Regions from separate parts of the Mus musculus genome. Here all the other regions are linked to region 1. Evidence: chromatin loops called from intact Hi-C (ENCODE). Cell type or tissue: heart. All regions are shown on one strand. Each heading gives the region's core, and the rest is flanking DNA. Links, peaks and the distances in the headings are about the cores only.

Region 1 (5,912 bases), core at 410-5,409:
TCTACCAGAAGAAACAGGTTCTGGCGGCGGCAGTGTGGCACGTGGTAACATTGCCCTAGTGTGACTGAGCTGAGTTCTGTCCCCGCCAGGCATCGCCCCTCCCCAGAGGCCTGTGCCTAGCTCAGTGACTTCCTTCCGGGTCTGCACCACCGCTGCATGTCTCTGCTCCTTCGGGCTGACTCCAGTCTCTCACGGTCACAAACTGATTCTGTCTTTAACTTTCTGTGACTCCCACGCCCAGCTCAGCCTCACCAGAGAGGCAGTCATAGAACAGACCGGCGGTGAGTCCTCTCATTCTCCCACAGCATGCATCCGTAGCTCTTCCATCAACTCCTAGGTGACCACTCCAACGGTCCCCAGCTGTCCCTTATAGATAATCCCAGCACTCGGGAGGCAGAGGCAGGTGGATTTCTGAGTTCGAGGCCAGCCTGGTCTACAAAGTGAGTTCCAGGACAGCCAGGGCTATACTGGTTTGAAACCCTGTCTCGAACCCCCCCCCCCCAAAAAAAAAGAAAGAAAGAAAGAAAAAAAGAAAGAAAAAGAAAGTCTGGACAGGCGTGCTTGCTCTTTCTTCCTTGGACCTCCCCCAGCCCCCCGCAACACACACACACACACACACACACACACACACACACACACACACACACACACACACACACACACACGCAATCCTCTTTCTAATCCAGCTCCAAATCCTGTCCTTTCTCTCTGTGCCACTTAAGGCCTCAGTGCTCTGTGGCCACTTTGCTACATCTGTAAGTTAGGCCAACAGCTTTTGTGAAGGACCCACTACAGAATGTTGCCAGAGTTAATGAACCAGTGTGTGCCGTGTTGGTGCACCTGGCTGTTGGTTCAATAAATGAAACACAGTTGCCTGTCAATGGTGCTCCCTCTCTCTGCCTCTCAAGCCAAAGAAGCCGCAGCTGTGTCTGAGGCACTCAGCAAAGGCTCATACAGTACACAAAGGGCCCATGAGTCACACACTTGCACTTCTGGGCTCTTCCTGGTGGGGGCGTGGGGCGACTGCAGCTTGCATGGTGACTCAATGTATTAGATGCTCAATAAACATCTGCTGAGTGACTATATGTGTGGACCGGTGATTATGTGAGCCTACAAGGAGTGAAAAGAAAAAGCCAGGGGAAGAGGAAGGGTGTGTGTGTGTGTGCCCTCGCGCGCGTGCGCATGTGCACTTAAGGGAGGTGTGGAGATTAGGAATCTGAATGTGGTTCCATTGGGGTCTGGTGGTCCCTGGATACTCCTAAGGGAAAAGAGCCTGGAGGTGGTTTTTTAGTTAGCCAGAAGCTGTAGCCTGTGGATCAGGGTCTTCATTGCTCTGGGCCTTGCTTGCCTCATCTTACATGAGAACTGGCTGGTAGCTTTGAGCATTTGGCCAGAAGACTGTGAGGGAGTGACAAGGGCCAGCATACAGCAAGTCTAAGCAGAGGGGCTCACCACAGGAGCTCCTCGAGAGCTAACCAGCTAAGGAAGAGAACAGCAGGCAGGACCGCCCACTTAAAACGAAATTTAACTTTAAAAAAAAATAATAAATGTCCCCAACTTACCCATGCAGAAGCTGAACACTGTCCAAAGCAACAGAGCTGGGCAAGGACTGGCTGCTTTTGTTACACCACACTGCCTCCCCTGGCACCCTGAGAACTACAGATTCTCTGCAGAGCCTGGCTTCCTTCTGCTGCACTAGGGTCTGAGTGACAACCTGTCACTCATGTCTATGCATGACGCTTTCATTTTCAAATTAGAAAAGTCATCACGGGTACCGTTCCCCTCCATTCCCTGCCCCCCCTTCTTACTCGGTAGAATAAAGATCAAAAGACACCCCTGCTAATCTTTGGATTACAAAGAAGAATCACGGAAGAGACAAGCCTCTGGACATGCCTGTAAGAAGTGTTCTAGTTTAGATTAAGGCGGGAAGGCCCGCCCCCAAAGGTGAGTGGCACCACTCTACAGGCTGGAGCCCCTGACTGAATAAAAGGGAGAAAGAGAGCTGAGAGCCAAGGCTCATGCTCCATTTCCTGACTGTTGACTTAACGTGGCCAGCCTGCCTCCCAGTCTTGCCACCATGCCTTCCTCACCATGATGGGCAGTCCTCTGGACCCGTGAGCACAATAAACTCCCAACTTCCGGTCCAGTAAGTTGTCACAATAAGAAGTAGCCAACACTCCTGACCCACAGGCAGAAGTCAGGCGAATCTGGGAATGGGGTGTACGACTTCCACTGGGGGTTCACCCATGGCAACACCACTCAGGGCTTCGGTCACATCAGGTCACATCACAGAAGCTACCTGGGGGCGCTGTGGCAAAAGGGTTAAATGAAATACCCCCACATGACACTGGCTGCAGTGTCGCCTCGGTAGACACATGTGCTCAGCTGTCAACCAGACTACAAGCTAAGCATATAGGCTTCCGAATGTTCAGACTGGCTCAAGGCAAGCCCACGAGTGTGAGCACCACCAGATCACTCTGTATATATCTATATAATACTCATCCACACTCTGGGCACTGTGCAGGCTATTTCCCTGACAGTCAACAATAATAAACATCTTACTTCCGGGGAATCTCTAAGTTAATGCTCTCAGATGCGCCACCCCATCTTCCTGACATCAGAGTGAGTGGGACCAGCAACGCTGACCCCTGACAAGTCCATGCTTGTACTTCGCTCAAGTTTGTTAAGTCTATCTGGTGAAGGTAGTCTCAAAATATGGGAGGGAGACCGGGACACAGCTGCATCTACAAATGTGCCCTAGGGGTGGGGGGAGTGTCCTGTGGAGCCCATTCCCCCGCCCCGCGCGCCTTCTAGAATCTGCTGTTGGTCACTACAGCCATTCCTAAGGGAGACAGAGAGTGGACGCGATGGTGAACCAAAACCGCCCGAGTTAGGACGGCTAGGGCTCTGGGGACCACGCGTTCAAACACATATAGCACTCACCTGCCAGGATGCATTTGGCAGCTAGCTTCACCATAGTAACCAGGTACTAGCGGAGACGTGGGGGTGGGGGACGCTGAAAGGGGGTTAGGATTCGGGGACAGCTGACACCAGGGCCTGAGGCCGTGATGGAGGGATGGATGATGGCCCGGGTGCTAGGGTTGGGTGGACGGAGGGCTTCAGGCCCCAGGCAGCCTGCAAAGGTTCCGGTGGGGCGGAGCAGAACCCGTTCCAAGTCCAGCCTTAGACCCGGCCCAAAGAAGAGTTGAGACACAACCACTAGTCCTCTGGTCCCAAGAGTCGCGCCAAACAGGCTCCTGGCAACCATCATCAACCCGCCTTCTCCCTCCATATTGTCTCCTGATTGGTTGCTCTCAAAAGCTCGGAGACCCCAGGCACCCAATAGAAGAAGGAGGCGGGGAAAACCGGTTCCCTTCGCGGAACAAAGCGGAGAGGTTTCTGCTCTTTAACTGCTCTCAGCTTGGCCAATGGCTTTAGATGCTGTCAATCACCGCTGGGCACCGCCTAGCGTCTCTGGAGACGCAGCCCAACCAGGATGCAGCCGGAGGCGGGAATTAATGGGGCTTTCTGATTGGCCAGAGCATGGCTTTAACCATCGCGAAGAGTTTGGGATTCGCTGCACCTTGCCCCTTCTTCCTGGGAATGGATTCGCCCACACTGAGAGGGGTGACGCCGCTGAAATGGCGCCTGCGCAGTAAAGGAAGCTGCTGTCGCGGGTCCTGGATGTTATTGGTATCTTTCCCCGACCCCGGGTGCAAAGAACATTTGGAGACCTAACCTTTGCTTCACGTCCAGAATCGAAATGCCATCTTTAAAGCCCAAGCATGTTATGAACCCTAAAAACTGAAATAGCGGGGAGGGAAAAATGTGCAACGTTGAGCAGTGAGGAAGACAGGAAGGCCCTGCATGCTTGCACAGCAAACAACTGCGGACAGCACCCGTGCTGTGCACCTTCCGGAAGGGGGAAAGAGCGAGGTCCTGATGGAAACTCACACAGTATATCCATATGTAACTATATATCACTTTATGTTATGTATCAGTTAAATTAAACTAAAATCTAAAATAGGCCTAATTTGACGTGATATCTTAATGGATGGGAGGACACGCCTCTCTCAGTCGGATTCCTCTGTTATGGGTGAATGGATGCTATCCTGGTGTTGCCCCTCATGAGGGGAGGGTGGGTAAATGCCACCTGACTTTCCTGGGAGCCCCTCTTGCTTTGCCACTAAGTGGGATATGGCTCTGCAAGGCATGTAACCTCTGGAACTCTGAAGATAGAAACCAACTCATGGGTACAGGAAGTAGGCGAGTGTCCATGCATCGGGGCGTTGTTACTGTAGCAAAACACCGGAGAGAAACTATTTAAAGGAGGAAAGGTTTAGTTTGGCCATTTGGTTGACCATCATAACAACAACAGCATATAAGCATATAGCCACCTCATGTTGGGAAAGGAAGAAATAGTTCCCAGGATATGCCCCCAAAGTCACATTCTCTTTCAACTAGGTTCCATTTCCCAGGCACCTCCCCATAGCCCATCACATTAGGTACCTGTGATGGTTTGTATATGCTCTGCCCAGGGAGGGGCACTATTAGAAGGTGTGGCCCTGTTGGAGTAGGAGTGTCACTGTGGGTGTGGGCTTTAAGACTCTCATCCTAGCTGCCTGGAAGTCAGTCTACCGCTAGCAGCCTTCAGATGAAGATGTAGAACTCTCAGCTCCTCCTGCACCATGGCTGCCTGGATGCTGCCCTGCTTCCACCTTGATGATAATGGACTAAACCTGGGAACCTGTAATCTAGCCCCAATTAAATATTGTCCTTATAATACTTGCCTTGGTCATGGTGTCTGTTCACAGCAGTAAAATCCCTAACTAAGACAGTACCCATCAATGGATCTGTAGTCCACTGATGAATGAAGTCAGAGATTCATCACTTCCCCTAAAAGCCTTAGTTCTGATCACCCCCTGCTCTGGGAGCCAGGCTCTCCACACACACGTCTTTGGAGTGTGGTGGGGTGTGTGTCCACCATGCTGGCTCAGCACTGCTGCTGTAGGTTGGCCAGGGGAAGTTCTCCACCCCACTGCTGCTTTCTCAACGTTTACTGGGTCCCAGGATTCTGATCTCGAACATTTAGAGAGGCACCGTCTCTCTGCAAAGATGCCTGTATCAGGAGGAACTGGTAGAGCTAGTGCTGCCTCGGAGTTACCCAGGATCCCCTAGGAACCCTTGTCTATGCTTCTGTAACAAACCCCTGTAATCTGATTGGTTTGCCACACTGGCAAACATGGGTAGGGTTTCTCTGGTCTGTCTGTCCTGTCTGGATGAAGAGGTGTTTCTCTGGAAATGTCAGGTGGTGCCTTCTTTGAGGAATTCATTCCATAGATATTCAGAGAGTACTAAGCACAGGGGGGTGGGGGGGGGCGGAGCCAACAAGCCCAGCTGAGAGGCAGGTGACTGAGAAGAGTGTCCATAGATATTTGGAATCAATGTTGGGTAAGGGAAGATTTAGGGCAGGACCACAGATGCCCTCATGCTATGACCCTTGAGCTCTCTGGGCACCCTGAGCAATTCCACTGTACCCTAACATGCAAGTAGCCATTCTTAGGTGGTCCTGGGGCTGCTATATTTTTCCTTGAGAACTTCCCTACCCCAGGGCCTTTACACGTAATGTTCCTAGCATGGCTGCAGAGCTCTGTTCCCCATGACTTTCAGCTCGAAGCCCCAGTGGCATGTCCCTAGCCGTCCATCCCTAGCCATTCAATGGAAAGACTTTCTTTCCATTTGGCAGCTTGACCTTGCTTTACTGTACTGTCTTCCTGGCCTTGGCCACTGGTGGAAAGGATGTGCCAGGGTGCTTTGCAGAATTCTCCACTTGAAAGTTAGCCTCATGAGAAGAGACACTCAATAGCTTTTGGTCATTGGCCTCTAGGACAGTCCCCAGCACGGCGAGACAC
Region 2 (5,912 bases), core at 246-5,245, 360 kb after region 1:
CCCATGATGACCTGGAAGGAGAGACAGATAGATACATTTGTCTCAGCACCCCCAGATAACACTGCCATGGCAGACCCAGTGTTTCTAGGGGAGTAGGGAAGGACCTCTGGTAACAGAGTCTGGGGCCATCTGGGAAGCAAGCCTGGGGGAGGGCATTAGACTGGCCATCGAGCCTCCTGGTATCTGTCTACTGTGGCCACTGCCACATGGCCTGGGAAGGATGAAGGCCCCGTGGAGACCCTCAGATGGCACAAACCAGGTTCCCAGGCCTTCATTGGGGCACCAAGGAAGATGTCAGATATCCACATGGCTAGCCAGGGAAATGGAGAATGACTCTTTGACCCTCTCATCTCTAAAGGCTGTTTGCTGACCTCGGCTCCCACCACCTCTGGCAAGCACCATAGGAGATGTCAGGAGCTAGGGTCCCTGAGAGCATTGTAGATCCTGCAGGCCACTTCTGCACAGAAGCAAGAGGTCTCCCTCTTGAAGAACAAGGTGTCCCCTTTAGTACAGCATAAGGCTTATTAGCAGGGCTCATCCTTCTGGCATCTCTGTGTTGTTAACAACCCACTCTTGCCCAGGGGCCAAGTGATTCGAAGGTGGTTGTGTCAATCATGACAGGCCTACCAATCAGCCACTGAGGTGGTAAATTGAAATTAAGGGGGGTGAACAGAAAGCACCTGGACATTGAAAGGAATCAGAAATGGGAATGTTCCATCTCGGGCCTTGAATATGATGAGGTCTCCAGTTTCCAGACTAGGGCAGGAAGTAGGCCGGACACCAGAGGAGCTGGCTCGGTGGGCCGGAAGCCTGCAGTGGGCCCTTTGAGGTGGTGACAGGCTCGGGGGCTGGCACTACCCGATGATCACAGATCAGAAACTGCTATTGAAACCAGACTGGTTTTTACACCTCTTGGCGTCTCTTTGTTTATTTCCTTTTTGTTCCTCTTAACATTTAGTACAAATTCAAAAATATTTTTCTGTGGTTAATACAGGCTGAGAAGGTAAAATGATTACTTCTTGAAAGGCTATGAAGAGGGACTATGTTTTAAAGGGACAGAAGCTCAGAGCCTTCTCTCTAGGGATTGGGGTGACAACAGGAGGTGTCTTCATAGACACCCCCTTTCTGGAATGATCATACTGCTGGGGCCTGCTAGTTCTGCTCCACAGGCAGGGAATTCCCTCAGAGACCAACTCCACGCCTATTCTCAACTACAGGTCGCAGCAACACCCCCCCCCCACACACACACACACATACTTTATTCTGACCATAGATGTGCCCACCCTGTGAAGGAAATCCGAATAACTCACAAACACGTGACCTGGTGGTCATGTGACCTAGTGATTGCAGCTTAGCCCCTCTTTCATTCACACAAGCCGCCAACATGTCTTCCTTGCCAGGCAATATGGGCGACTTACACTCGGGGGAAACTGCCCAGTTTGTCAAAGACTTCAAAGTGCCCATTCCTTCCTCTTCCTGTATAGACCTCACTCTAGAGTCTATGGCTTGAAAGGCAAAGAACTTCCGGAGAGTCAGCATGGTTTGGAGACATTTTTGTTTCCTACCGGTCTGGTCCCTTGGGAGTCAGATGCTCAGAGACACAGAACTGGAGCTTTGGGGCAGGAAGCAGGAAGCAGGGCCCTCTCCCTAGAAACAGGACTAACTGCAGCTGGGATCCCTGGCTGGGTGCTAGGAGAGGGGCCAGGCAGTACCAAGTGTGGGGGTCACACCAACCATAGAGGGGTCTTGCCGGTCCCCACCACCTCACCTAAAATGCCAGAGCCTCTTGGTGGGAGGCTGGGCTACCGACCTTATCATCCAGATGGGCGGGGCTTAGTGGCTGGGGGTGGGTGGGTGGTGAGGAAGTCCCTGCAGGGGCAGGTAAACACCAGAAGCAGTGCAGGGTGGCCAGCAGTGCAGGGTGGCAGATCTTCCAAATGAGCTGGCTAGGCGAGAGGGAAAGAGCTATGTGCTTGCCAGAAAGAGGGGAACAGAGGAATCTCAGACTGTGACCCCAACCCCCATCCCAGTCAGAAGAAGAGAGGCCACCAGCCACTCACCCTCATCCTGCGGCCTCAAGCTCAACTCACAGACCCCGGACGGCCTCTGGCTCCTTGGCCCATGTCTGTGATGATAACTTGTTGCAGGCCCGACCCCTAGGCCTACGACTGAGCTAGGAGGGCGGAGGGATGGAGGGAGGGAGGGAGGGAGGAGGGAGCACGCTGAGCTGGCTTCCCAGTCCCCTCCTCCTGCTCCCGCCCCTCCAGCCTGGGGCTCTGCCTCGGAGGTACTGGGAGACTTGGATCTTTAACATCCTTGGGCATCTGTGGCCCTGGCCCAGCGCTGGGGACCTGTTTGAGTCAAATGCCCTGGGAGTTAGACAGGACGAGCATCAAGAGCCTAGAAAGACTCCGCCTGGAAATTGGAGGCTGCACGAGAGGGGGCGGGGCTCTGCATTACTCAGGAAAAGGGAGGCAGCCCGGATCTAGTCTGAGCCCAAGAGCCATCTGCCAAGAGCTACAGAGACTGAGTGGCATGAGCCACTGGTACCCATCCTCCATAGGTATAAATCCTGGTCCTAACACCCAGCAACATGGTCGAGCATTGCCTCTCCTGCCGGAGGTGTTCAGGGATTCTGCCCCTACCATTCATGCTGGACCAAAGATGGCTTATTCCTTCTTCCCCACCTGGAATCCTGCCTTCACTGACTCTCCTAAAGCCAGCTCCCTTACAGAAGTATAACCCCCAACATGTTCAAGGTGGAGCTGGGGGAGGCAGCCTGTGTGCCCTGGGACTAGGCAAAACCCTGCCTCAGTTTCCTCCTGGGCAAACTGGGGAATGTTTAGCAAAGACCACCGCCCTGGCTCCTAGCCCTGGTTTCCTGGAGGTCGGAAACCCTGTGCAATTCCTGTAAAATGTCCCTCACCCTTGGCGACCTGTTATTTCAGTTTTGCTGGATACCTCCTTGCCTGAGCTAGGTTTCACCTCTCTGGGGAACCTTGGTCCTCAAAAGTATTTAGATTTATTATTCCTAGCCCCACCTCCAGCCTCTCTCCAGGTTAGCAGCTAGAGGGTCTTGGCAGTGGTATTACTCTCTAGCCCACTGCTTAGGGGATAGATTTAGGTCTGGGACTTCAATAAAAAATAAAAAAGTATACCAGCCCTATTTCTTAGGGTCCTTGACAGGGCTGTCTCTGGGTTCAGGCTTCCTGGGCATTTAGGCAGACAATCCAACAGCAAGACTAGGCCTGGAACGAGCCTCAGAGATGATCTAATCCCATCCCTTAATCAGGGACATTGTGGCCCAGGGAGATCAAGCCTTTGGTACAAGGTCACATAGCAGAGCGAAATCCAAGTTGAGAGGACGCCAGATTCTTCTAGTCTGGTGCTGCCTCCCAAAATGACTTGGAGTTCTCAGGTCCAGTCAGGAATACATTGGCAGAAGAAAGCAGAGAGGGGGATGATAGCCCTATAAGGGCCACCACAAAGCTCACACTGGCATGGCTCTGTGTGGCCCTGCCGGAGCAGCATTCTTGAGGCACAGAGCCAGACCTGCAGAGAGGCTACCCGCTTCAAGCTGCAGCCACCAGAGCAAAGGGCTGAGTCAGCGGCCCCGGGGGTGGGAACAGCACCAGGCAGTCTCAGATCTCTGGGAAGAAGGCCGGGAAGATGGATGAAAGAAAAGATGGACGGTCAGGGAGAAGCAGGCGAAGGGCACAGTAGTGCAGAAGGCTGTGTGCCTAGCACTGTGCACCCCACTACACTCCGCACCGAACTATACAGGGACAAGGCTGCTCATCCGGCCCTAGCAAACCAGAGGCTGCCGGCTACTGACCTCAGACACGAGGGCGTCCAGGCACATCAGGTAGACTTGAGACATGAAGTCCAGCTCTGGAGTAACAGACAGACTATGGCTCTGTCCCATGTCTTCTTTCTAACTTCATGACATTGGGTAAGTCCCTAATTCCCCGAGTCTTTGGAGGGGAAGCAGGGGCGGGGCTGATATGAAGGTTTCTCTGTGTAGTCCTGGCTGTCCTGGAACTCACTCTCTAGACCAGGCTGGCCATGAACTCATAGAGTTCTGACCACCTCGGCTTCCCCAGTGGTGGGATTAAAGGTGTGCTTGACATTTCTCTGGGTCTTAATAACCCTGGGCCGAACGATCTTGAAGAGTCCAGGATTGTATGAGTGTCTGGGAACAGCCAACCAAAGGGTATCTTGCTACTTTGGTTAAGCCCAGTATGCAGAGGTGTGCACCCACTTTTCTCCGCACACCCACCAGTGGATACCTTCTTATACTCTTTCACAGCCTTTGCCAGTAAATGTATACCCGGACACAAAAAGCCAGAACCAGGTCTAAGGCCAGAGTCCTACAATATAAGTGTTTGTTTCTCTGCTCATTCCTGCCCTTTCTCCCAGGAGGCAGGACAATGACTTACTGACGCCAGAAGGCAGCCCTGTGTAAACTGTGAATGGTAAATCACAGTTGGAGTTCAAGGTCATTACCGAGTTAAGGTCTAAACAGATAGGTAGGAGGTCGCCATCTCCTGGAGGGAGTCAGCGCGCGCCCCAGCACCCAGCACCAGTACCTCAGCAGGCAGTCCAAGCCTGGCTGGGGAGCAGAGTGTATTCCTCCAATCCTCAGCACCCCAGAAAGTAGGCAGAGTTCCAGGGCCCAAACCGTGGAAGCCTAGTAAGGGGAGGAGCCGAGCATATCCGAAAAGCGCTAGAATCTATTCCAGCCGAGCAAACCGAACAGAATTGAATCCAGCCGAGTACGGCCGAGAAGAACCGAATGGAGACGATTTTTTCCGAGCCTTAAAGAACAGTCGGGTCCAGCCGGGTAGTTCCGATTGTGGCCGAATAAAGCCGAATCTGAGCAAAGAGGAGGAGCTGGTGCTCTGAGGTCCAGCGGCGCCCCCTGGCGGACACAGAAAGAACTGGGTTGACCTGAATGGGAGTCATTGTATCACCTTGCTGTCTGATGGAGTTGTGAAGTGCACTTCAGGAATGAGAAAACCGAGGCTCCACCAGGACCTGAGGTTGGCTCATGGGCACTCTGAGCTAGGAAGTGAATGATCTGGGGTTCCCCTGATTGCGTGTGGCCAAGAACACCCGTGCCACTGCCCACACATAAGTCAGGTCGTGTTTGTCCATTTGTTACAGCCAGAGCCTACAGAGAACTCCCTTTTAGAGAGTAGACAGAACTCAGACATAACCATAGCCTCACAGATGGAGAAACCAAGCAGGCTCTGCAAGTGTTGACCGAGGGCGGCGGAGCGGCAGTTCCCATGAGCAAATATTGACACATTTCCTGATCATTAAAGCAGAAAGTCCGACTGAAAGAGGACATTCTGTCCCTTCTCTGTAAAGCTTTGAAGCCTCCTGCTTCCACCCCAGGTCTTAGTCTCCTCACCTGAAACAGGATGGTAACAAAGGATGTGGCCGGGATCCCAGGTCTCTGGGTCCCTATGGGGCATGAGGTGTGGCTGGGCACTCCTTGGAATGAGTGAGAATGGGAAGCTGTCTGTATGTGTGTACATACTCCAGATTCACCCACACTGTACAGTGCCCTGAAGTGCCTGTCCAGGGCTGCAGGGCTTGGGACCTTAGGCCTCCAGGAAGCAACTGAGGCCATGTGGTCTGACTGTATATACTTCCAGGGGCATTGAAGGAGCTGACACTGGTAATCTCAGAGCACCCAACCCCCCAGCATCACCCTATCCACCTAGGAGGAGGCTGAGGCAGGAGGATGGCCCTAAACCAGAGCTGGGAAAATAATGTTCTTAGTCATCTTTCTTGTTCTTAGTTGTCTTTCTGGTCCTGATATTGGGCAACGACTGTAACAGCCCAGATTACCCCAGGAGGTCTTACACGTCTGTCCTGTAGACACTTCTAAAAATGCTTAAGCA
Region 3 (5,912 bases), core at 577-5,576, 200 kb after region 1:
TGATAAGATATTGACTGGGTTTTATCTGTACAAACTTCAACTTAGTTATGGTCTTTAACGCTCCATAAACCTGTTGAGCTTGTGACAAATAATGAATGTTCAGCCAGATAATTACTCTAAATGGATATGCATGTCAACATCCCCTGTTGTAAACTTCTTATTCAATCGATGATTTGACTTTATGTGTAAACTTGTGGTAGCTTTTTACCATGTGGTCATGTTTTCTGAAAGACCTGTAAGTGCTGAGGGAAAAGAAAGGGAAGATTCTTTTTTTTTTTTTTTTTTAAAGAGAGAATCTTTTCTTAGAGAACTTCCTTGGAGAACTTGTCACATATAGTCCTTAGAAATAAAGATTAAAATCACTTTCTCAAAGTGTCCCTTTTTCTTCTTGAGACTTCGAGTAGTAGGCTGGGAATTAGAGCCTCACAGTTCCTGTGGAGATAGAACAGGGCTACTCCACTTAATCTCCTTCTGTTTCACTGTGGTATGATGCCAGAGACTGGCAGGTTTCTGGTCTCAGAGGAACACAGACAGCCAGGTCAGCTACCATAGCAAACTGACTTAGATTTAAGACAGGTAAACATTTTTTATTATTATTATTAAATAGCAACCCTCAATATCTCACAAGACCAAGTCTTGCCCCCACCAATGCTCTTCCCCCTTGGCTACCTTCAAGAGAGAACAAGAAAGATGAATAGACAGGGCTGACCCCCAGTAAAAACCCATTGATTCTAGGTGCCCCGCAAAGCTAGAGATGGTGCGGTGAGCTAGGGGACAGGAGGAAACAGATCTGCCATTTGGAGAGACAGGGAAAGAGAACACTTGAGAGCACACAGACACGCATGCGCGAGAAGCACCCACACACATAAAGATAAACACATTTCTAAATTTAAAAGGTAAAAGCTAAGCAAGAATCTTTCTGATGTTTTCAGTTTAATGCTCAGTTTGATTCCCTGACATCTTGGAAGCTTTCTTAGCGGGGGAAACTGCTGGGCTCCCCAGAACACCACGTGACTTGGACACACACCCTTGAGAGGTGAATGTCCTTAGCCAGGGCTCATTAAAGCAGCGGCTCTCAACCTTCTTGATGCTGTGACCCTTCAATACTGTCCCTCATGTTGCGACCCTCAACCATAAAATTATTTTTGTTGCTGTTTCATAACTGTAATCTTGCTACTGTTATAAATTGTAATGTAAATATCTGCGGTTTATGGCAGCCTTAGGTGATCCCTATGAAAGGGTCATTTGACCCCAAAAGGGTCACAACCTACAGGTCGAGGGCTACTGCTCTAGAAAGACAAGCAAATAGAAAAGAAGGAGAGGAAATGGTGTCTGGGGGATTACTTTACGTGATTATGGACCCTGCAAAGCCTCAGCGGGCTCTCTTCAAGCTGGAGACACTGGGATTTCCTATCTTGGCTCAATACACATTTAAACACGTCCTGTAATGTTCAATCTAGACTCACAGGCTGGGACTAGGAGGTCTATTCCTATAAATCCTGCAGTTGGGACTGAAGGGGTTTTTGTAAAGGTGTGGTATCTCAGGGCAGCAGAAAGAGTGTCCCTGCTCCAGGAGAGGGAAAGATGTCTGTCCTCTGCCTTTTGTTCTTCTATCTGGGGTTCCAGCCTATTGGATGGTGGCTGCCCACAAGGGTGGATCATCCCAGACTCAATCCACTGACACGACAGTCTCCTCTGGAAACCCCCTCCCAGATACACCAGAAATGAAGCTTCCTAGATGGTCCCCAGTCCAGCCACATTGACACCATGGCAAGTATGGCTTTTAATATCTCCCAAGAGTGATGAGAACAACTCATCTGTGCCCACACATCAGCTGCAGGTGCCTTCTGAGAGAGATGGCTACTCCTTCCCTCTGCCTGTTAAGTCTGAGTCAAAAGCAGCCCACAGGGGAACGAGACAGGCCTCTAAGGAAGAGACTGTGAGAAACCTCTGCCATCTGGAAGAGATCTCAGAAGGGAACCTCGGTCATCCCTAGTGGACATTCAAACCTGGATAGAGAGGAGGTCTGTGTGGAGATCTCAACAGAACAGTGCCTGAGGAGTGGGGAGAGTTTCAAGGACTTGGGCCTTTCTCCTGGTTTCTAACTTGAATCCTGAATTGGGGCCTGGGGGAGGGGGTGCCCACCAAATCCCAAAGATGTGGTGGAAAGAAAGATAGAAAAAGCCAAAGGCATTTTTAAAACCACATATGGTCCGGAGAGATGGCTTGTGGGTAAAGCACTTCCTGCTGCTGAAGAGGACCTACATTTAGTTCCCTGTACACAGCTACCTGAGACACCAGCTTGAAGGGGTCTGACCTTCTTTTAGCCTCCAGAGGCACCAGCGTTCACATGCACAAATGCCACCTCCCATGCACACACATGCACATACATACATCTGTGTGTATGTGTTCTGTTTTCTAAAATAAAATGTGTTGCGTTTGTAATCAGATTTGTTTGTTTGTTTGTTTGTTTGAAGACAAGGGTCTCACTACAAAACCCTGGATGTCCTAGAACTCTCTATGCAGACCAGGGCTGGCCTTGAAATCACAGAAATCAGTCTGTCTGCCTCTCAAGAGCTAGAGCTAAAGGTGTGGCACCACTATCCATGACTTGTAATTAGATTTTTTAAAGAAAGCTATTAAAGATTCCTTGGTAGAAGAATGGATCAGGTAATTCCCTCTAGGGCAGTTACTTTGGTAAACCTCAAGCTTTCGGGGGCAGGGAGTGGGGGACAGTGGATCCTGGGGCCACCTCAAACCCCTATCTGAGGGGCCAGTTTTCTCCCCTCTGCAGCCCACTGAGGTTTGATCGGAATGGTGCTGCCACCTAGAGGTCAGCACCCTGCATTACTTCAACTCTGCGGCGTCAGACCCTCCCGCTGCAGATCTCTGAAGCCTTTGAAGTCTGGTGGTCAAGACAAGGAAAGAGCAAGCAGAATGAGCTGTGCGGGTGCATCTATGCAGAGCTCAGGGCCAAACGGAAACTCGGACCTCTTGTGCAAACATTGCAAGGAATTGCAAAACCCTAACTGTAGATAGAACATTAAACCTAGTGTGGACAGGTCCAGAGGTGGTGAGTTATCTCAACCGATTGCTCACAGTCAGTTAAAGATAGAACTCCATGTTCTACCCTCCCCCTTTTAACTAGTGCACTTGGTTAGTCTAAAAAGAAGAGGAGGAGGAGGGGGGATGAGGAGGAAGAGGAGGAAAAAGTAGTGTGAGGCTGTCCCTTCTTGCACACTTGTATTTGGGTGGACGCTAACAATGAATGCCTCTGTTGTGTTAATATCCAGATGTGAACAGACACACATGTTGGTGTACATGCCACAGTATTGCACACCTGTTTGTAAGAGCCACTATACCTCTGTTTAGCTACCGCAGCGACAGTGTGTATATATGTCCCTGTGTGCCACATAGTGCTCGTGATGAGAGCAAGCCTCAGTGTTCTGGAATGTAGGTCCTATGTCTCTGACTGGGACAGCTGGGGGACAGCAAGACACAGAAGTGCCATTATCTGCACTCAGACAAGTGGAACTTTGGCATGGCCTCTGGCAGCATGAGAGTGTATTCCCAGCAAGCCCAAATTCCAACTAAACAGCCAGTCCAAGGCAGATCCATGCTACTGGGGGCTGAGCATCTTACTCCAGCCAACACCGGGCACATGCTCCTGACCTCTTTTCCAGAGCCTTAGCTGACAAGGCTTGAATTGGACATTCCTTCCTTTGTCCCTCCCAGCTGGGCATGGACCAACTGCTATTCAGAGGGTCCAAGAACCTGAAAGCCATTCCTTTGAAATAGAACCAACAGAAACAGAACCACAGCTTCATAGCAGCCAGCAAATACAGATGACCTGACCACATTTGTCCCCAGAGTCCCCACTCTCCCCTTCTATACCCCCATTCATCCATTCAAAGGTCCAGCCAATCAAAAGGAGAAGTGAGTCACTTCCTCCCCTTTGTCAGTAATATTAAATCAAAAGGCCAGGAGGCCATTGTTTTTTGCCTCAATGGATCAAGCTGGTAGGTACAATGAACTCATCATACCAAAGTCCCAGGGCACCAGGTATGATGGCTAATCTTGACAACTTGACTGCATCTAAGATCGCCATGGAAATGAACCTATGAGCGTGTCAATGAGAGATGATCTAGATTGGGGTGATCAATGTATGAAGACTAATTAGCAGTGGTACCATCCTATAGGCTGGGGCCGTGGCCTGAATAAACAGGAGAGAGTACACTAAGCACTCACACTCAGCTCTGCTTCCTTCCCTGGGACTCTCAACAATTGGATTATGGCCACCCACAGAGGTGGACCTTCCCCAACCGCTTCCTGCCTGTGGATGCACTGTGGACAGCTGCCTCCTGCTCTGCATGCAGGTTTCCCTGGTCATGCTGGACTGTGCTCCCTGGAACTGTAAGCCCATGGAAACACTTCCTCTTGAGTTGTGGTCCAGGATTTTGTCACAGCACCAGACAAGTCACTACAAATCGTTCCTCTGACCTTAAGGAACAGCTACACTTCCAAGGCAGGATAGTGGGGCTCTCTCTGACTTAACCCTGAGCACAGCAAGGTCTCCTGAAGTCATCTGGGGGGCGGCCCAGGACTTTTTATGCTTTCCTATCTCCCCTGCAAGTGAAATAAGTCACTTTCTTTCTTTCTTTCTTTCTTTCTTTCTTTCTTTCTTTCTTTCTTTCTTTCTTCCTTCCTTCCTTCCTTTCTTTCTTTCTTTCTTTCTTTTTGTTTTTTTGTTTTTTGTTGTTGTTGTCTTTCAAGACAAGGTTTCTCTGTGTAGCCCTGGCTGTCCTGGAACTCACTTTGTAGACCAGGCTGGCCTCAAACTTAGAAATCTGCCTGCCTCTGTCTCCCAAGTGCTGGGATTAAAAGTGTGTGCCACCACCGCCCGGCTGTAAGTCACTTTCTTTAGCCCTTTTCTGATTATGGAGCAACCCTCTGTTGGCTCCCTGGAAGTTCTCTATTTTATAAAATGAAATGCTGCCTGGTTCTAGACTAAAAATAAATAAATCAAGTCAACCAGCACATTGAAATCCCGTCATGTTGCCCTCTGACAGTAATCACTGGATAAAACCCATTCTTCCCCACAAAGTCACGTGCAATTGTTTTTCTTTGGTTCATCTCCTTTCACTTTCCACATTCCAGAAAACTTCACAGAGCCCCCGAGCCACAGGCACCCACACTGTCCCCATGAGGACAGCTAAGCAGAGTTGCCAGGATCAGAGAGGTGGTTCCTGAGACCAGCTCCCATCCAGCCCTCCTAGTGGATGGCTCACAGATGTTCAGGCTCTGACCACTTCCCAGAGCCCCTCTGGAAACTGTGCCAGCCGCAGCTGGTAATTTGCTGAAGGATACATTCTATCATCTTCCTTCCCTCTGCCTCTCCACTCCCCATGGCAGCACCTGAAAACGGCTCCTAAGTAAACCCTTTATAGAAGCCCAAGTCCCAGAGTCAGCTTGGAAGTGACCCACCTTGGAGACAGTCCTCTGATGCTGGTCTCAAAGGCTCTGTCCTTTGAGCTCTGTTAGAGGCTAATCTGGGGGGGGGGTGCTGTTTGTTCCCTTGTTTGTTTGATTTAAAGGTTTGGACAGAACAGGTTGTGAATGATGGCTGGGTAGACAGAGGCTCAGGGGGATTTCAAATCCTTTAACAATGTCCATTACTATACGTGTGGTGTGTGGGTAGGGGCAGAGGTATCTGCAGTCACCCACAGAACAAGGAGACCTCTTCACAATTGGAGACTTTAGAGGGGAGGGGCTTCTGAGCTTAGAGGGGCGGAGTCTCTGAGTGTACCAGACTGGTGACAGTATTAAAAGGTATAAGCAGCCATAATTTCAGTCGTTATCCCTGATGTGCCACCCTGCTTCGGAGCTGCTAGCTGCGCACAGTAGGCTTTGCT
Region 4 (5,912 bases), core at 549-5,548, 170 kb after region 1:
TTACCAAGTGATCCTAAGGTTCAGAGTGATCTGGGACACAGTGCTACGGTTATATGAAGGTCACTGGCTGTCCTAGGTGCTGGACATCTACAGAGAAATTACTAGTCTGCAAGCTTTGTGAGCTTGTCTCTTCAGTTTCTTTTCTAAGGAATAGTAACCTTGATACAGGCGAAGATACAGAAGAGGGGAGGAGAGCAGACAAACTTCCCCTAGAGAATGACCTTGACCTGGTTATCTGACCTTGATCAGAGGTGGTGTGCACATGAAAGCTCACCCAGAAGACCAAGAATAACACACTGCTCAACAGCATGGCTGCCAAAATTAGTGATGTTTAAAGTCAACTAGAAGTCTCTGAAGCTAAGGACGTCTTAGGCTCCACCTGGATGCAGTCAGATTTCTTGTGATGTGCTGTAAGCAAGCTCTTTAACTAGATAGGTGCTAGACTGTACATGCGCCAGTCTATGCTTCCAGTTACAGGCCTGGTGGCAGCTTCAGGGACTTTGTACTTGCTGCAGTCAGCCTGCTGCAGAAATTGCCTGCTTTCCCTGCAAGTCCTCGGAGATTCTGGTCAAACTGTGCATGCAGTGAGTCTATCCGTACTCCCCACAGACCCTTCCAGATTCCTCAGCCTTGTCTGTTGTATTCAACAATTTCCAATGACAACATACTACTTTGTGATCCAGTGTGTGCCTGTTCCTTCCATCAGGATGCTCACTGCATGTGTGTGTGTGTGTGTGTGTGTGTGTGTGTGTGTGTGTCTGTGTTGTGTGTATAAGTGTATATCTTTTTTATATGTATATGTGTTTGTATATGTGTGTATAGGTGAGTGTCTCTGTCTATACATGTGTATATCTCTTTATATATGTGTGTGTGTATGTCTGTGTGCATGTGTGTGTGTCTGTTTCTGTGACTCTCTGTGTGCTTGTATATATGCTGTGTGTGTCTCTGTGCTCATGTGAGTCTCAGTCTCTGTATTTCTGCATGTTTCTTTGTATGTATATGCATGAGTGTTTGTGTGTGTGTGTGTGTTGCTCATTGCCAGACACTGCCCTTGGATAAAAGCAGGGACATAGTAGAAACTAATGAATGCTCCCTAACAGAAAACAGCCAGTGTCCTGTGAGCTCAGTGAGGAACTCATGTGGTCAGAGTGCCCGTCATCCCACCGCTGTGTGCCCAGAAGATGTGTCATCCCCTATACACGATTTTCCATCACAAACGAAGACTACTACTCCTTCCGGCCAGATAGTGATCTGGGCATCCAGCTCATGGTGCCACTTGCCCAGAATGGTGAGGAGCGGAGGTCCTGCCTAGGCAGTGGGTGCAAGAGTGGGCAGGATACTGGGATGGGCTAGAGTGAGGTTCTCCCAGAATTAGGGACCATGTCTTGGGGTTGGAAGAGATGTGATGTGGGGACTCTGCCCAAGGATGATCCTGTTCCAGCTGCTTCTGCCACCTATCAAGCCACAAAGCTTCCTCCACAGGAAGAGCTGTGCCTGTGCCTCCTATAGGACTTTCCAGGTGACAGAACTCTGCTCTCTCTTGCTTTCGCCCATGGCTGCAACACCTTGCCCTATTGCAGAGGTCCTCTGATTTTTGTGGAGCAGAGATGACCACAATAGGTCACATTGTCAGGCTCTTTCCATGCTTCTGACCCAGAGCCAGGGTCTGCGCCACCCTCTCTGGACCACCGAGTGTGCAGGCAGCAGGCCCACAAGGCCCATTGTCACAGCATGACCTTAAGTGGGGCCAAAAATCATCTGTGTGGTTCTCTTGGGGACTGTAGCCGACATGTCACCCACACTGCAGAATAATGGGAAAACCATGGCTTGTATTGTTCTTCTAAGCCCCAGCTTAGATGTCAGACTCTCAGGGGAACACTGTGAGTCCTCTTTGCCCGCCAACAATGTTAGATTGAATGCTCTCATCACATCATTGCTGCTGGTGTCTGAAAGAGTCCCTGCCCCTGGGGCTCAGAGGTGCAGACTGAAGGGTTAGGCATCAGCTGCCACATCCAGGGATGGAAAGCAAAGGGCTCTGGCAATCAGGAAGGGCTTCCCAGAAGGAAGGAAGGAGCTCTGCAGCCAAGTCCTTGCTCTGGGAGGATCACAGAGCCAGAAGCAATTCTTAGCCAGGAAACCACGTGTGCAAAGGGGGCTTGCAGGGGGAGATCTGAGGGAGTGGGGCATGCTGGGTACACCAGGCATGTGCACTGTGTTCCAGGAAGCATCGAGTTCCAAAGGCTAGACAATGGCAGGGAAATCATGGGATACAGACAGCTGCATCTCTAGCCTTGAACTAGGGAAGGGGGGACAGGGAAAAGAAACCCTTAGCCTGATGTGACAAGACAGACATGGGGTTACAATGAGCTGCAGTGGGACAAGAAGAAGGATAAAGGCTTCTGTCTGGGAACTGGAGTCCAAGAAAGTCATCAGGGCGGTCCTACACTTATGCAGGGCAAGGACAGTCAGTGATAGGCACTTGAACTGTGAGGAGGCTGTGTGGCAGGAGAAGAGGCTCCCTGGCTCACAGCACCGTCTGCTGGTCAGAAAGCATCAGTGCACAGCAGGGCAGGAGGAGGCCCCACTGAGGAGAATGTAGGGCAGAATTACTGTCAAATCTGCAGTTTGCAGGTTTCAGGCCTGAAGCTGAATGGTGTGAGCCAAAGTGGCACCCAGATCACCAGGCCACCCGCAGCTCCCTCGGTGTGCAACCCGATTAACCCTCTGCTTCCCTCTCTATAGTGCAGCCACCACTTCCCAAGAACGTCAGCATCAGCTCCTCTGAGGATCGTTTCCTGCTGGAGTGGAGTGTGTCCCTTGGGGATGCCCAGGTCTCCTGGCTTTCATCAAAGGACATAGAGTTTGAGGTGGCTTATAAGCGGCTTCAGGACTCCTGGGAGGTAGGACCCTGAGCCGTCTGTGTCCACCCTTGGGTGATGGCATGTCAGGTTCCTCCTTCAGCTCCCATATCTCCACAGGATGCCTACAGTCTCCACACTAGCAAATTTCAGGTGAATTTCGAGCCAAAGCTATTCCTACCCAACAGCATCTATGCTGCCCGTGTGCGCACTCGGCTGTCCCCGGGTTCAAGCTTGTCTGGGAGACCCAGCAGATGGAGCCCAGAGGTTCACTGGGACTCCCAGCCAGGTAATGGAGCTGGGAGGACATGCCCCTTTTAGGAGACTAGAAGTGGGGACAGTCTAGGTCCGAGTAAGGCTCCAGGATCTGCCCTACCTCGACATTGGAGCCTCCCACCAGCCCTGTGTCCCCCGTAGTCTCTCTGGGCCACTCTGTGTCACACACTCTTGGCTCTCTGGCAGCAAACATGTTCTGTTAATGACCTCAATAGCAGCAGCAGAGGCCCATGTGTTTACAAGCGCTGGGCTGTGTGTAGGGTCACCTGAGTCCCTGAGTTCATTCAAACACTCAATATTTAGAGCTGGCTCCTCCCTCACGATGGCGCAGACGTACTGGATTCTTCCCTAGCTGGGGACACACAGCAGGCAGGCTCAGAGCACAGTGGGCTGATGGTCACAGCCAGGTCTGCTGCCCTCAAGGATCTCCTCTGTGTGATTAACCTCGTGCCCCAACCATTGAGGGAGGGTGGACTGACTGAATGAGGGTATGTTGCCACAGGGGACAAGGCCCAGCCACAGAACCTTCAATGCTTCTTTGATGGGATCCAGTCCCTCCACTGCTCCTGGGAGGTGTGGACCCAGACGACTGGCTCTGTTTCCTTTGGGCTCTTCTATCGCCCCAGCCCTGTAGCTCCGTGAGTGTCCCCTGTCCATCTTGCCTTGTTTCTTCTTATCCCCAGGACCATACCTCTTTGAGGTCTTAGATGGATCTGACATTCCCCCAACCCTGCTCTCAGCTCAACTTATTTCCCTAGGGAGGAGAAATGCTCTCCGGTGGTGAAGGAGCCGCCGGGGGCCAGTGTCTACACCCGCTACCATTGCAGTCTACCTGTGCCTGAGCCCAGTGCACACAGCCAGTACACAGTCTCTGTTAAGCACCTGGAACAAGGGAAGTTCATCATGAGCTATAACCACAGTGAGTGTGCCTGCCTCTGTCTGAGTTCCCAGTACTATAGGGGTCCATTGAGTTATGCCAATAAATACAAGAGCCTCTTAGGCATCTTTGCTTTTGCCACTTTCAAAGAATTGCAGATTTTTCACTCAAAGTGATAAAAATAACTATTTTTGGATTAGGTGTATGTCCCAATGGGTGAAAGCCATTGATGAACTGGCTTGAGGACGTGAGTTCAAATTCCAGCACCCACATAAAAAAAAATTGAGCGTGATCATATCCAACTGTCAAGAGACAGGGGGATAGTTGGGGCTTTCTCGATACTCACCAGATCTGGGTTCAGTGCAAGATCCTGTCTTAAGAACACAGAAAGAAGACAAAAGCCATCCTTCTCTGGCTTCTGCATGCCTGTGTTTAGACCCTGTCTTAGGGTTTTACTGCTGTGAACAGACATCATGACCAAGGCAAATCTTATAAAAACAACATTTAATTGGGGATGGCTTATAGATTCAGAGCTTCAGTCCATTATCATCAAGGTGGGAGCATGGCAGCATCCAGGCTGGCATGGTTCAGGCAAAACCTAGAGTTCCACAGATTCATCTAAAGGCTGCTAGCAGAACACTGAGTTCCAGGCGGCTAGGATGAGGTTCTTAAAGCCCACACCTAGAGTGACACACCTACCCCAGCAAGGCCACACCTAATAGTGCTTCTCCCTAGTGCAAGCATATACAAACCATCACAGTCTCCCATACCCCCATGGAGGCATATGCAACAGAGTGAGAGATAGAGACAGAGAGATGGAAAGAGACATTGAAAGAAAGTTTATTCTAATATGTTTCTACTGTCTTCAAGGACAGGGAAGCTACAGGCAAGCCCTCCTGCAGACTATACTGTCTGCCCTCAAGAGTCTCACCTGGGACCTGCTCTCCTTCCCCTCTGCTTCCACCCAGGTTCATGCCTGCCCCTTCCCTGGACCACTGTCCTTCTATACCTGTCTTTTGCCTCTGAGATTTCCGGCTCCTCCTCCAGCTAATGTTCACATTTCTCCCATTTGGCTCTCTGTTTTACTTTCCTGCCTGGAAGGAGTAGATGCCCACAGATGTCGTCCTTACAGACCTATGTCCCACCTTCCTGTCACAGGGCAAGGACTCTGACACAAGGGAGACTTTCCAGCCAACCAGTAATGTTTGTCCTCTTTGGTAGCCAATCTTTTTGTCACCTGAATTCATATCCAGCATTTTCTTCCTGGGAGCCTTGCTCCAGGAAAAGGAGGTCCTCTGATTCAAGGGACTCCTCCATGTTTTAGAGCCATCTGAATTATTTTTGTGAAAGCCCTCTAATGTCACAAGCTATGACTCTTTTGGGTTTTTTGTTTTGTTTTGTTTTTTTTATTTTGTTTTTTTTTTATTAGATATTTATTTCATTTGACTCTTTTGTTTTGATGGAGAGATAGAAGGTGATTGAGTGCCTTACTTTAAAGTGCCCACCTCTCTGAGAAGGCACAATAAGGCGACATGAGGAAGCCTGAATTTGTGCCCAAGTCTCATTTTGTTGTCTACTCTTTCAGTGGACGGGGCTGTCACCAAAGATCCCAGCTTTCTGTTTGTCCACAGTGAGATGGTGAGATGGTGATTCGGGTGTGTTTATACAGCCATGTAGGGGACACTTTTAGAACAGCAAGGACTTGCCAGCCCGTGCTGATGTCAGGCAACTCCCAGAGTCACTGAAGCAGCAGAGGGGAGCAGCTAACACAGAAAAATAGAGACAGGGCTCTCCACTGCCCAGTTTTATCTTCTCCAGACTCAGTTTTCCCTGTGTAAAATGGAAATGAAGGGACCTCACAGGGGGAAGGGGAGGATGGAGTGCGGGAGTTCCCACAAACT
Region 5 (5,912 bases), core at 255-5,254, 200 kb before region 1:
TCCTGGTATGTGGCCCCTGTCCAGTCTGCAACCTGTGAGGGACAAGGAAGACAACAGGTCAGGCGAGTAGACTTCTGCTGACATCGACAGCGACAAAAGGCATCAGTGTCGCCTCTGATGCTCTGCACGTGGCTACCCTGGCTCTGACTCATTCTGGAGGTCAGGGCCTTCCTTAGGTGGTAGCCCCAAAGGAAGGATATCCATCAAGAGACTAGAAAGGCAGTGGGGAACTGTGGAGTAGCTGCCCCAGCTGAAGGGACCCAATACCTTTCCCAGCCGATCTCCTTTGCTGAATGGCTGGTAGGGCATATCCCGAAATTGCTCAGGAACGGCACAGGGACCCCAGCCTGAGGGGTTGTCCTGGATCACAGGTGTCATGAACTTCGCCATCTTCTAAAACCTGTGAACACAAGCAGTGTGAGAAGTTTCAGAAGGAAGGCCGCCAAGTTCCAAACACTCCACCCTCCACTGAAGCTGCACTGCAGAGGTGCACCCTGGCTCTCGAGCACTGTGGACAGGGTTTTCCTGTAAACTGTTCAAAGAACACTCAAAACGCAGAACCCTGCCAACACCAGCGACATTTTCCTATGTCTCACTGATTCTAGGACAGGTTCTTTGGTGAACATCTTTGCAATGAAGCTGTGCCTTTCCTTGATGGGGTGTCCCGTCTTTCTCAGTAGAACATATGATAAAGGTGTCTTCAATTATTCAAGGAGGTAAGAGTAGTGAATTCCCCGAAACACCTTCACCAAAGCACCCAACAGCAAATGTCTCTAAACCCAGTCTCCATCAGAGGGCCTCGGTCAAAGTCTTGGTGATTGTCACCCTGCACAATTACCACTCAGTTACACAAAGGCACCGGCACACAGTGCTTTAAAGACCCTCGGGCTGCTGAGATGGTGCCACAAGTAAAGGTGGAACCAAAGTGGAAAGTGAGAACAGACCCCCACACGTGGCCTTCTCCAGCAGAATGCCACAGCACAAACTCCCACACACGTGCATACACAGACAGCAACAACAAAATCCTAAAAATAAAGGACTAAAACCAACCAAACAAGACCATCCCCTGAACCCTCAATCAGACCCCACCCTTCCAATTTTCCATCAGCACAAGTCCTGTACAGTGCATGCAGCCAAGCAAAAGGACCATTGGTGACCAAGGTGGTCACAAACTTCAGAGCAAAAGCGGCCGAGTGTCAAATGTCCATACGCAGGAGCACCAGGACACTGTTCTGACCGCTTACAGCACACGCGCTCACTAAACCCTTCGGACAATCCCGTGGGGCCAGTCCCATTTTCTGGGTAAGAAAATTTGAACACAGGCAGTGTAGCTTTGGCCCCGCAGTATATAGTATATACCACAGCTCATTTTAGGAAAGTAAAAGCTAATAGCTGTATAATCCAGGGGCTTGCTGGACACTTCCCATCAAAAACCAAAGCAAACAACAAAAGGAAAAAAAAAAAACCCATGCATTGACCACACACAAGAAACCTGAAATTGTCCACCATTAGAGCTCAGTAGCCTCTCCTCCTCCTCTGACACACGGAAGCTGGTGATACTTAGGTGACACGGACAAGAGTAAACCCAGGAGCTTCACCCTCCAAATATGAACGTATGCTAAGTTGTAGGAAGAACACGGGGTTGTGGGAGAGAGGGTGAGGTGGTGGTGGTGGGGTGTGGTGGCCTTCAAACAGCTGACATGAAGTAAGAGGCCCCAGGATGTTGGGGTGCTGTGCTGGACGCTTTACCACCGACTGCTACCACACACCCCATCTTTGAGACACAAAGCTAGCTCTGCTAACTTAAGGAGTCCATCTGCCCATCCCTTCAAAAAGTTTCCAAGGCTGTCTACTTAGGCCCGACCTCCTTCTGGTTATACTGTGGGTAGCTGGCAGCCTGACCACCTGGGGCTTTAAGCCATACCCAACAGGCTGCCCCCAAAGCAACTGTAAACTTGAGTTGTCACAAGTTCAAGATGGCTCAAGGCCTGATGTGCATCATCATCTATCTCCCTGGATGGACAGGGTTTGGTCCTTCGGCTACTGCACACGTGAATCAGAAAGAAAGCAGTAGGGGAAAAGTAAAACGGCGCGACAGCTGTATTGGCCACAATACAGTGTGGGTCACTGGGGACACTACAGGTGGGGGCCATTAACTCCTGGGCTCCGTTTCCGATCAGAGCTGGAACCTACTCTCAGCCCCCCATTTCGGAGCACAGAAACAATCTGTTCGAACCCCTAGAGGAGGCTACGTCGCCCCACAACCCACCCCACGGCGCTGAGCAGAGCGCCGAGCGAGGGATCCACACACAAGGTCCGGTGTCCTGCATTCTGAGTCGTGCCTGGGACCACCGGGGGCCAATTCCCGCCCCGCCCAGCGGAGGGGCACAGGCGACAGGACGTAAAGGAAGGCTCTTCCGGGAGCTCCCGAAGCCACGTCTAGCCCAGGCTGGCTCGCGAGGTCCGCAGGGTCCCACGAAACAAGCCGCTCACCTGCAAAAGCCTTCACGGGCCCGGATGGCGACAGATGGCCCGGGGAAAAAACTGCGATTGCCGGGATACTCCGAGGAGTCAAGGCAGGAGGGAAGATGCGCGCGCAGGGGCCGGTGCCGTAAACGGCGACCAGCGCTGTCGTAAATGGCCCTACCACTTCCTTCTTAGTCAGCGGAAAAATGTCAAGCCGTAAAGTGAGACACAACCGGAAGTGTGTCACAGCTCTCGGCTTTAAAAAAAAAAAAAAAAAAAATCCTCGTTCGCCCCTGAGGTGCCAGACACAAGTGAGGGGATTACGTCAGTGGCGTCTGGGGACGCCCGGAGAGGTTCAGAACTGAATCGTGGTCACGCTCGGGGCCAGAGAAGCCGGGGCGGGGAGTCGGAGCTGTCCCCGCGGTGTCCCATAATGCTTCGCGCCAGGCTCGCCTCCTCTGCCTCCCACAATGCCCCGCCGCGCTCGCTGGCCCCAGCGTGGTCGTCGGTCTGGCTGATCGTTATCTGGAGAGTGGCCCGGCGCGTTTCGTGTGCTTGTCACTTGTGGCCCCAACGCAGGGTGGCAAATGACCTGCCTAGTCCGGGTTGCTAGAGCTTCGGGGTGCCCGCTAGGACTCAAACCTTTGTCCCACAGGTCACAAGCGTCTTTCAACGGAGATTTCTGGTCGCTATTTTTTAAAGCAGATTTAGAGTGCCTCGCTCTAAATCGATATTCAGATCGGGGCTATCCAAGCTACGTCTTAATTGATCATCACAGTTCACAGGGTGCGGGTCAGTGTGACCTCTTGGCGTCTTCCACCCCCTGCAGCCGTCTGGAAAGAGACTCGGGATGGGCGTTTTTTAAAAAGCTGGTCCCTTCTGCCTGCTGTTTATGTTTCCTTGATAGTTTCTCAGCAGATCTCCTTGATTAGAAAATACATCTTTAAAAAAAGAAAAAAAAAAAACATCTTAGATACATGTGGTGTCCAGGGTCAGCCAAGTGTAGTTTTATGGCCTTCATATCTGACATCTCTCTCCCCTCCTCCCTTAATGAAACTGGAAATGCTAGATAATAAATTGTAAAATAAATGGTTGTCAAAGGACATTTCCACATTCGGGTCCTTACCGTGGATACCACTGGGATGAATTTGATCAGGTGATTTGGCCTCTACCTGTGTTGGAAATGGTAATGTTGGTGGGATTACCCATTTCACTAATTTACCAATGAGCTTGCCTTCCCGTTTCCCCAATTTGTGTTCTCAGGATTTGGTGGGTCCTGCTGGGTCCTCGTCATTAACTTAAATTTCCCACCACATTGGGACTAGCCTGTCTGTGTTGTAACTTCAGCCGTACCTGAGTGCTGTCTGCCCTCATAGTACCATCTCCCTCATTGTTCGAACCATTCATACTCCCAGTGGGTTGCTCCTCAGGATGCTCAAAGCTCTTCCCACACTTCCGAGGGAAGATGTGGCCTGACATCTCCCTGCCCTTCTGAACAACCTCTGCTCTGGCCACCACGACCCTGCTCTCATTCCTCTCCCAGCAGGTCCCACACTTGCTGTACTTTCTGCCCCAAAGGTTTACTGTCACTGTCTGGGTCCTATTGTGTGTGTGTGTGTGTGTGTGTGTTTGTTTGTATGTCTTTAAGAGTTAGTTGCAGCATGTTCTGGGATCCCTCTACTCTGAAACTGAAGGGGAGGGATCATAACGACAGAAGCTGGTGAAGTTGGAGATTGTGAGAAAAGTCACTTGCTTTGAAAACAGCCATCCTTCGGACTTAAACAGTTGTTAAGCAAGTTCTCACTGAATTGTCCAGCTGATCCTGAGCTCCCAACACCTGAAAACTTGAGACAGAAGGATTGCTGCAAATGGGAGGTCAGCCTGGGCAGACCTGAAGCTAGCCTGGGCTCCATAGCAAGAGCCCAGATCAGTAGAAAATCAAAATGCCTTAAAATATAAAGAGGCATGTATCTTTGCTGAACTGCTCCCATCATGCCTCTCTCCTTTCCCCTTTCTTTTTGCAGTGGCTCCCAGAGGCCATCTGCTACAGCTTGTCGTTGGAGTTTAGTCATCTTTCCCCTGTTGTGGCCCAGCTGTTCTGCTCTCTCAGATGGAGAGCGATTTGGAGGGTCCTGCCTCATTCTCTGCTCACCGCGCAGCTTGTTCTCTCATGAGGGTCCCTGCCACCTCTCCCCCCCAACTACAATTCTGCAGTTCTGTGTCACTCTTGTGGGGTGGCATTTTTCTAGAGTGTGCCCAAGAAGTGTTTTGTGGACCTAAGGCGGTTAGAACCTGCTTTTAGAGACAGGAAATAACAAAAAAGACTCACCTACATCCCTCCTGGGTTTGATTCCCAGCACCCAGGCATGTTGGTATATACTGGTAATCTCAGCACCCAGGAAGTAGAGATAGGGAGATCAGAAGTTAAGGCCATTTTCAGACTGAGGTTCAAGGCCAGCCTGGGCTATATGAGATCCTGTCTCAAGCCAAAGTTTACATTCTTGTCAGAAAGTTGGAAACTGGGGCCTCTTTTAGCAAAAGGTTTTTCACAGTCTGTCTAGCTTGGAAAGGCACAAAATCTCCTTGAGAAATTGAGTAAAGAACTCATTATGGCTCATAATGGTTAAGGCTAGCATAGGGATTTATGTTTCAAAGCCTCGAGTTTTATGATTACATCATTCTATTTATTTATTTATTTATTTATTTATTTATTTATTTATTTATTTATTTTGAGGCAGGGTCTCAATTCGTATCTTTGGCCAGCCCAGATTTTGCTATGTAGACCAAAATGACCTCCTGTTTATGGAGATTCACCTGCCTGTGCCTCCTGGGTGCTGGGATCAAAGACATGTGCCACACACTAGCACAGCTTAACAGGCTTTAGTATAAACCTTACGCTTGGCCAAAAGGCATGAGAGGCAGACCCTCCCTGTACCTGCTCCGTCAGGGTTTCTTCTAGCAAATGAGAGAGGTGTGCTTCATCCCCTCGGGGTGTTCTGTGTGAAATGAGAGGAAGACTGGCGTGGAAGGGAAGGTGTCTCCTAAGAAGTGACATTTGGGGGTCAGAGAAATGGCTCAACTGCTCTCTCTGAGTACCCAGGTTTGGTTCGAAGTACCCAGATAGTGGCTCACAACCAGTTGTAGGGGATCCAGTGCTCTTTTCTGGCATTTGTGGATAGCAGACATGGAAGTGGTGCATGGACAGACATGCGGGCAAAGCATCTATACATATTAAAAATATTTTAAAAAGTGACGTTTGACCAGGAGCGGAAAGCAGGCAAACAAGGCAGGTGTCTACTCTCGATCCTATCGTCTCCCAGTGTCTTGTCCTTTTGACATTTGTATTACCCGAGTACTTACTTGATTCGTGTTTCTGGCAGTACATGGAACCTTAGGCACAGAGTGTGCACTTAATAAGGATTTGTTGACTAAGTAAAGAAATGAAA

The links. Peaks named below come from ENCODE experiments on the same cell type or tissue, not always from the same donor. Only the 100,000 strongest peaks of a DNase experiment are listed, where the experiment ranks them.
Region 2: a loop joins it to region 1, with 3 times the contacts of the local background. A loop is called at or near these places in 14 of 42 quality-filtered maps.
Region 3: a loop joins it to region 1, with 5 times the contacts of the local background. A loop is called at or near these places in 10 of 42 quality-filtered maps.
Region 4: it touches region 1 in a loop (7-fold over the local background); 23 of 42 quality-filtered maps call a loop at or near these places.
Region 5: a loop joins it to region 1, with 2.8 times the contacts of the local background. A loop is called at or near these places in 12 of 42 quality-filtered maps.

What each region holds. Positions count from the first base shown.
Region 1 is chr15:78,170,826-78,176,737 of GRCm38, forward strand. Ift27 (intraflagellar transport 27) reads right to left here and starts at 3,256. Exons shown (of 7, transcript NM_025931.3): 1 at 2,944-3,256. The coding sequence starts at 2,977. In heart, for the core only: a CTCF peak has its summit at 3,453; DNase peaks (open chromatin) are centred at 2,226 and 3,456; H3K4me3 peaks cover 2,161 bases; H3K27ac peaks cover 1,603 bases.
Region 2 is chr15:78,527,458-78,533,369 of GRCm38, forward strand. C1qtnf6 (C1q and tumor necrosis factor related protein 6) reads right to left here and starts at 2,194. Exons shown (of 3, transcript NM_028331.5): 1 at 2,061-2,194; 2 at 1-11. The coding sequence starts at 2,066. In heart, for the core only: a CTCF peak has its summit at 4,916 (motif pointing left); DNase peaks (open chromatin) are centred at 1,614, 2,334, 3,434, 4,744 and 3 weaker places; H3K4me3 peaks cover 2,792 bases; H3K27ac peaks cover 3,996 bases.
Region 3 is chr15:78,366,191-78,372,102 of GRCm38, forward strand. No RefSeq gene overlaps it. Among named protein-coding and RNA genes, the nearest start is that of Mir7676-2, 21 kb to the left of the region's middle. In heart, for the core only: a CTCF peak has its summit at 2,834 (motif pointing left); a DNase peak (open chromatin) is centred at 3,041; H3K27me3 peaks cover 3,209 bases.
Region 4 is chr15:78,337,702-78,343,613 of GRCm38, forward strand. It overlaps Csf2rb (colony stimulating factor 2 receptor, beta, low-affinity (granulocyte-macrophage)), which reads left to right. Exons shown (of 14, transcript NM_007780.4): 4 at 1,101-1,288; 5 at 2,743-2,900; 6 at 2,979-3,147; 7 at 3,637-3,772; 8 at 3,893-4,053. Among named protein-coding and RNA genes, the nearest start is that of Mir7676-2, 7.9 kb to the right of the region's middle. In heart, for the core only: a CTCF peak has its summit at 2,553 (motif pointing left); DNase peaks (open chromatin) are centred at 2,120 and 2,530; H3K27me3 peaks cover 521 bases.
Region 5 is chr15:77,968,190-77,974,101 of GRCm38, forward strand. It overlaps Eif3d (eukaryotic translation initiation factor 3, subunit D), which reads right to left and starts at 2,635. Exons shown (of 15, transcript NM_018749.2): 1 at 2,494-2,635; 2 at 268-400; 3 at 1-32. The coding sequence starts at 390. In heart, for the core only: a CTCF peak has its summit at 2,380; a DNase peak (open chromatin) is centred at 2,622; H3K4me3 peaks cover 3,357 bases; H3K27ac peaks cover 2,497 bases.